Regions from separate parts of the Homo sapiens genome. Here region 2 is linked to region 1. The links are chromatin contacts, found by Hi-C or POLR2A ChIA-PET in ENCODE. All regions are on one chromosome and are shown on one strand. The core of a region is the stretch at or near the end of the contact, and the rest is flanking DNA. Distances in the headings are between cores, read along the strand shown. Region 1 has its middle 100 kb from the start of LINC00593. Region 2 has its middle 37 kb from the start of LINC02896.

Region 1 (4,024 bases), core at 1,190-3,689:
GGTGGTAATTTCTGGAATGATTCTGCTCTGCATAGCCAGCTGCCTTCTGTCCAGTATTTTTTGTATTTTCTCTAATCTTTTGGGGCCTTGCTTGATTCCCTTAGTTGATCAGCAGGGGTATGCCTGTTGGCTGGCCTGAAAAGCTGAGCCCAAAAACCAACTCCAATGGGACTTAAATCTTTGCACCTGTCCCCTTCTCCACACCCTTTTTCTACCTTCATCTCTGGCCTTGACTATTGCAGAATGCTCCCAACTGGTCTCCCATAGAGACCAGAAATGTTCTCCTCATAGCAGCCAGAGGGGTTCTCTTAAGGTGTAAATCAGATTATGTCGTTAATTTTGACTGGCTTCTCATTCTCCTAACATAAAATCCAAACTGGTGAATAAGGACTACCATGGAGTGCCTTCTCAGTCTCCGAGAATGAACTCCATTTTTCTTCCCCTGGTTTATGAAGCTCTGCACATTCTGGTCATCTATTTCTCATCTGGTGCCATGCTAGCCACCCTTGCTTGCTTTGTGAGGCAGAAAAATACTATGTGTTCTGCTAACCTGTTTTACTTCCTTCCTTTGCACATAGCTAAACCCTATGTCCTGGCTCCTCTGCAGTTAGATGAGACCATATATTGAGTTCTAGTCATTGGAATATGAGTGGGAGTGATGTACACCATCTCCAGGCCTGGCCCCCACATATCCTGGAGCTTTTCTCTTTGCTCTTGGCTGCATGCAGAGGGCACGGTGGACAACTCAGAGGAAGCCTAAAGGACGGCAGAGTAGCTCATTAGAAGGAACTTGGGTTTTGAATAACAAAAAACTGTCCACCTAACACATGACAAGAAGGAAAAATAAATTTTTATTGTCTTAAATCACTGAGATTTAGGGTTGTGTACTTTGGCTACCACCGTTGCTCACTCTGAATGACAGCCTATTCTCAGTTTCCCAAATTTGCCAACATTCACCCCGCTTCTCCCATCCTGTTCCCTCTGCTTAGAATGTTTTTCCCTGGCATTCCTCACATCCCCTTCTTAACCTTTAGGTCTTCACTGAAAAGTCGCCACCCAACTATGAGCCTGTATTTGTGTTCTTGTTGATTTTTTAATAGTAGTTTTTAATAATGCACGTGGTTCTTAAACTTTGTTTTTCACTGTATTTCTCCTAGAACGTAAGCTCCCATGAGCATAAATCAAAGCTGTCTTATTTACCTTTCTGTATCCCTAAAAAAGTGTTGAGCAAAAGGTAGCATTCAACAATTATTAGCTGTTGGATTAAATGAATGAATGAACCAAGTGTGTATTCAGTTCAATTCAATTCAAATATTACCGAGCACCAACTTCGTGTGAGGCACTTTGCACGCATCTAATGCATACTGTATTCAATTCTCATTACAACGCCAGTGGGGAGGTAAGATTATTATTCCCACTTTACATGTAAGGATCAAGAGGCACTGTCAGCCAACGTAGCACAGATCCTTTCCACATGGCATTGTCCAATTATCATCATAGTCCCAAAAGGTAGAAATTATGATCTCCATTCTGCAAAAGGGAAAACTCAGGCTCAGACAGGCCAAGTCACTTTCCTGGGTCATGTCGCTACTGAGGTCATGGAGCTGGGATTTAAATCCAGGGAGAGAGAGAATGGCATGCATGTCTCTTACAGCGTTATTCTTCCTAAAGTTTGACAACCTCATTAGAAATCCCCAAAGAATATCCCGAGTGTGGGGCAAATGAAGACATGGAACTGCTCCTGAGTCCTATGGGCTTGGTTTGCAGTGGGATTTTATTTTAAATGCAAGATCCAATCTTCCCCGATGCCTGGGATCAGGGGGTGCCATTTTGCAACCTGGGGACTCAGCTCCAGTTTCCTGACTGAGCCTGGCCAGGTTGGCCGCCACCCATAAACTGGAGACCAGAGTGCCCAGGTTCATTTAGGGAGAGCAGCCGGAGTTGTTGCTAGGCAGAGAAAGTCTGTGATTAATTATGGCTGATGAAAGTCTGAAGCCATGAATCCTTTTTGAGGGCTGGGCAAGCTGAAGAGTCTCACTCGCTGAATGCATTTGGAGACTGCACAGTCCCTTCTGAAACAAGCAGTAAACTTTAATGGCTGCAAGATCTGCGACTTGGCATGCTGTGGATTGGATGGCACATAGAACTCATGAATTCTCTGGGGTGGGAGCTAATTAGAGTGCAATTTTTCAATTACGGAACATTAAGCAAGCCTCTCCCCAGTCCCCCCACCCCATCTCTCAGTGGATACACTCCATTTATCTATTTTCCTTTATTTCTTAATCATTTGATGATATGACAACAATTATTTGTCATTTGGAAGAGAAAATTGTCACGGAGCTATTGTTTCCCTCTTGAAACCCCAGCTCTTCCGTGGTGATGGTTGCATTTGATAAATCTTTTGCATTCCTGCAGCTCCTCCCCCTCTCCCACCCAGGGTTGGTGTGGCAACAGGAAAACATTAGCCTGTGACGTGGGCCTGTTCTGATTGAAATGCCATTTGTAAAAAGGCCTGGAAAAGAGCAGGCTCAAGTTTAAAAGAGCCACAGCCCAGAGCTCCCGGCCCACCCACATCACCCAGGTTGAGACTCTGGGACATTTGCTTTGGGAAATTTGGTCATTCCTCTGAGCTAATAAGCCAGCTTCAGAATCAGGAATGCAAAACAGAAACAGAACAAAAAGAATAAGGCAAAAGAAAAAAGAAGCATGCCCCCAGAAATGGGAAAACTTAAATGACTTTGTTTAAATGTCATGGTACTCTCAAAACCCTGTTCTCATATGTATGCAAGTTAATTAAATGGAAAAATGTCAAATTAGTTGCTTAAAATATTAATGGGAGGAATTATCCCAGATTCTAGAGCAGGGAGAGTAGAGGAAACTAACCTTTTAGGGCTTAACCCTTTGGTTGGCTGTTCTTCTCTGAAAAAGTAGACATTTCTTTCATTTGTAAAAATGCCAATTAGTGCTGAGGGGTTTTGTAAGTTTCAGGATGGGAGCTTGCCAGTGGGCTTGCACTATGGGATTCTCCCAGTGACACAGGACTCACTGGTGGCATTTATTCCCACAGTGTCGGCTTTGCATGGGGGATTTGAGGTCCCTGGAAAGGCCCAAAAATCATGCATATGTCTCTTCTGGAGTCAGAGTAATTTGCCATTTTTCCTTTTGGTTTTTTTGAAGAGTATTTTGAAGAGTTCATTAAAATGCAAAATTGGAAAGATTGCACAAAAAGAGTTGTCAATGTACTACTCATCAAACCTTTATTCAGTACCAGTGGGATCCAAAGCCTATGCTGTTTGAGCAAAATGCCGAGAAAAGGGAGCGTCACAGACTCAAGGGCATAGGATCTGGTAAGGAGAGGCTGTAGAGCACCCTAATCTAGCCTCATGTTAGCATGTGGGAAAGCCAAAGCCCCAGGAAAACAAGGAACATTCCCAAAGCCACACAGCTATTGAGTGGTGAAATCAGGCTCATTTATTTATGCAACACAGCTCCTGCCTACCCCCTGGAGGGACTTGTGTACATCCTGGGAGGTCAGGGCAAACAAACCCAGGGCAGCACATGCCACAAGCCTAACACTGCAGAAGGAAGGGCAGGAGGTGGACAGCAGGGTGATGGGTATCAGGGAGACCTTACCTCCGTCAGCTAAAGAGCATCTACTGTCCACCATGGTAGCCAGCACTGTATAACACCTGGCTTCTCCCCATTGTGACAAAAATAAGCAGGCAAGGAAGGCCACGTCATCTACTGAGAAGTTATGGCTAGTCACTGTGGCCACATGTTCAAACTGATCTCATGTAATTCAGTGATCAGTTCTACCCATTGCTTGTTCTGCAGTTATTGGTAAACAGATATCCCATTGCCTACCATAGGATTACAAATTCTTACAGTCAATTCAGCCATGTCCTTGGCTTGTGCCATCCAATCCACAGCATGCCAAGTTGCAGATCTTGCAGCCATTAAAGTTTACTGCTGGTTTGCTTGGAGGTCTTTCAATTTCCTCATCTGTAAAATGAGGGTAACAGAT
Region 2 (3,775 bases), core at 943-3,442, 240 kb before region 1:
ATCTGACCCCATCAGCATGAGGCCCCAGGTGCAGCTTGAATAAATGTTGCTGGTTGCTGGGGGCAGATCCCATCTCAGAGAAGTGTCTCTACATTTTTTCTGCCTTCTGGAGTCCACATTCTAGACCAGAGACAATCGACATGTTTGTACTGCAAACCTGAGGCTGAGGCCATCAAGGAGGGCTGCTTACTCTTGTGGGTAACGGGCAATTCTCTGTGTCCTGCCTGCTAACCCCACCCCTGCCTTTCCTGTGAGAAAGAGGGGGGAGCACATGGGATTAAGATGACATAATTACAGGTCTAACTTGAATCCATTCTGATTTCTACAATTCAACAAGCCACTCCCAGACTTTGACATCTTATCGTCAGTAGCGAATTATTTGCTCCACACTTCACAACTGATCACTACACACCACACCTTGCCTGTGAATTTTCCTTCCATGTGTCTGAAGGTTCAGTATGACTGAAGGATGGGAGGTTGGGTCCCAGCTCTGGCCTATACATATTGAAGCGTTGTATATTTTAAATCACACATGGATGAGCCGTGTGTGCGCGCGCGCGTGTCTGTATGTACGTGTGTGTGTGTGCATGTGGATGTGTGTGTGTGCGTGTGTGTGTGCGTGTGGACGTGTGTGTGTGCATATGCGTGTGTGTGTGCATGTGTCTGTGTGTGCGCATCGCATGTGTGTGTGTTTGCATTGCCAGACTGCCTGGAAGAGTTTTGGTGGATCAGTCCCTTGACCTCTGACAACTTCTCTGGGTGCAGATGGAGGGCAGGTGCCGGGACATTGGAGCAGAAGGAACCAATTATAGTTTTTTTCCCTCCTTCTCCTCCTTCAAGGAAACTCACTTTTAATTTCCTTTGTGATTATCCTGCTTATTGCCAAACATAAGCTGCTGGCCGGCTCCCCTTTGATTCTTTCTTTCAGTAAGTCCCCTGATATGTCCTTTCTGCCCTTCTCCACCTCCTTTCATTTTTTTACGGTTTTATATTTAGTCCCAGACAGTTGAGAAAATATGCAATGCATGCAACCATGCAGGTCTCATCGCTTGTTTGGGGTTGATTTTGGGCACTGGGTCAGCATCCTGCTGTTGAGGCAATGGGACCCCTTGGGATATCAGAGAGTGAGGCCTGAGAATTAACAGGCGCAACGCTCATGTCAAGGTCTGGGGATGGAGCAGACCCTGTGTTTAAAAGTTTGTATCAAAGTATCCTAAGAAGTCCTCTGATCCTTCCATCCCACCTTGCGCATCCTGTTGTAGTGACTGAGACCGTTGTTGATTCATTCAACAAGTACTTCCTGAGCCCTGCAATGTGTCAAACCTGTAGCTGGTGCTGAGTAAATGCCATGGCCCCCATTCTCAAGCAGCCTTCCTCCTTTTTAATTGCAAAGCCTAAAGAGAGGGTTACCCGCACCCTCATTATGACCTGATTAGTTTTCCAGATTTCTGGCTGCTGCTCAGTAGAGCACAGCCTTGGACGGGGGGTGGGTGGGGTAGGCAGGGGCAATAGCAAGTTCTAAGGACCCGGTCAGGGATGAGAGGTCTGGAGCGCATGCATGAAGAAGGGCTGGGAAATCAGGAGGCAGCATGAGAGTGCAAGGCCCCCGGCAGGGTGTGGGGTCCCTGGAGTTAGAGAAAATTGAGGCAGAAAAGGCCTTGGAGATAATTGAGTTGATCTCTTTCATTTTCACCATGAAGACAGCTGGGCTGAGGGCCAGCCCTTCTGGTGAGAGGTGAGAAGCCCTTCCTTGCCCCTGCACTCTGGGTGTTACTTGCTAAAGTCCTTTCCTGTCTCATGTAGCTGGCATCTTCCTTTGTTCACAGACCTCAATTACGTTTAGCCCTACAGCGGGGAGCGTTGTGAGCAGAAAGGTCAGTCACATGGTGCCCCGTCTATGCTGACTTGATGGCCCTGCTGCTCTGTCGGAAAGCTTCCCAGGCTCCTGGGCTCGGAATGAGCTGAGGCATGGAATTCCACCTGGGCTCCAGGTCACTGTGCTCTCATCGCTTAGATGACTCAACCTCTAGGACAAAGGTGGCTCCCATTGCCGTGGGGAGAAGCTTGTTCTTGGGGGGCTTGACCCAGAACCCTTCAGAGCGGAGCCTGGTCTGGAGTGAGAGCTCAGTGCCCCACTGAGCTCACTGGAGCACAATGGGCTATTTTTAGGGCCTGCCTCTCCTGTTGCTGTCAAACACGCTGGCTGACCGTTTGCATCTGACGCTGTGAGCTGGCGGCCTAAGCAGCTTGTCGAGCCCCTGTTGCTTCCCAAAACCCACTGCCCTAGTTCTGCCTGTCATCTTTCTTTTGTTCTGCCTGCTTTGTCATCGGTGCTGGCACTGTTTCTCCGGGAGCTGGAGAGATGAGGTCTCAGCAAATATCATCAAGGTAGCAGCTTCCTATAGCAGTGCATTAATTTCCTGGGGCTGTTGTAACTAAGTACCACTAGCTGGGATGGGTTAAAACAACAGAAATGTATTCTCTCACAGTTCTGAAGGCTGGAAGCCAGAGATGGAGGTGTGGGCAGGGCCATGCTGTCTTGGAAGGATCTAGGGAAGAACCGGTTGCATTCATTCTCATAGCTTCTGGGATTTGCTGGTCATCTGCACTGCTCCTTGGCTTGAGGCCACAGCACTTCCATCTTGGCCTCTGTCCTCACATGGCCATCTTCTGCTAGGGATCTGTGTCTTTCAAGTCTCCTCTTACAAGGACACCAGTCATACTGGATTAAGGACCCACCCTGCTCCAGCATGACCTTATCTTAACTTAACTAATGGCATGTACAAAGGCCCTACTTCTAAATAAGATCACATTCTGGGGTACTGGGGTTAAGGTGTTCAACATATCATTTTGGAGGACACAATTCAACCCGTAACAAGCAGATTCCCACTGAGTGGATGGTGAGAGCATGGGTGGATGTTCCACCCCCAGGGTGTATGAACCCACCTGTTATCCACATTCCCATGGCCAAAACTCACCAAGGGACAGGGGCATCCAGGGTTTGTGGGGCTTCAGGCGCAGGCAGCTTAGGGACTTTCTTTAAGAAAAAGAATACATCCTGGGCATGGTGGCTCACACCTGTAATTCCAGCGCTTTGGGAGGCCGAGGCAGGTGGATCTCTTGAGGCCAGGAGTTCTAGACCAGCCTGACCAACATGGCGAAACCCTGTCTCTACTGAAAATACAAAAATTAGCTGGGTGTGGTGGTGCACACCTGTAATCTCAGCTACTTGGGTGGCTGAGGCAGGAGAATCACTTGAACTCTGGGAGGTGGAGGTTTGCAGTGAGTTGAGATCGTGCCACTGCATTGAAGCCTGGGCAACAGAGTGAGGCTCTGTCTAAAAATAAATAAATAAATAAATAAATAAATAGTCTCAGAGCAAGAGATGCCACTGTCTCAATGATCTCACATGCCTGAAAGGGTGAAGCTATCTATATGTTTGCTGAGACCACTCCTGCTTTTGGAACTTGGATGGGATTGAAAGGAAGCCTGTATACCTGAGTGGCTTCAGCCTGGGAGACATTTATACAATATGACAGACTAGGCTAATTACTAATGATCATGTATGTTCTTTTGATGTAAAGGGCCCACGTTAAAAAACCAAGGGGTGACCTGTGGTGTTATGATGTATACATGTATTGGTTTTTGTCCACGGTTCCTGGCTTGCCGCCCCCAAAGCACTTGTTATAGGCTTAACATTGTGGGCATCAGGCCTCAGGAGCAGGACTCAGGAAGCAGAATCCCTCCGACCTTCTCCTGCCCTCCCTTCGGCAAC

What was found. Hi-C counts contacts between places; a loop is a spot of excess contacts on that map. ChIA-PET counts read pairs that join two places held with the same protein, here RNA polymerase II (POLR2A).
Region 2: a map of HAP-1 shows a loop between it and region 1 (2.0-fold over the local background). The contact joins two enhancer-like sites. A Hi-C loop is called at or near these places in 1 of 168 maps with a recorded cell type or tissue (HAP-1). POLR2A ChIA-PET finds 5 or more read pairs at or near these places in 1 of 52 experiments (activated naive CD4-positive, alpha-beta T cell).

Annotation. Positions count from the first base shown.
Region 1 is chr15:69,732,857-69,736,880 of GRCh38, forward strand. No RefSeq gene overlaps it. Among named protein-coding and RNA genes, the nearest start is that of LINC00593, 100 kb to the right of the region's middle. Within about 2 kb of position 2,440, at least 2 of the 41 ENCODE cell types and tissues checked have a DNase peak (open chromatin) inside an H3K27ac peak, as active enhancers do.
Region 2 is chr15:69,497,884-69,501,658 of GRCh38, forward strand. No RefSeq gene overlaps it. Among named protein-coding and RNA genes, the nearest start is that of LINC02896, 37 kb to the left of the region's middle. RefSeq lists an enhancer at 1,629-2,130. Within about 2 kb of position 2,193, at least 5 of the 41 ENCODE cell types and tissues checked have a DNase peak (open chromatin) inside an H3K27ac peak, as active enhancers do.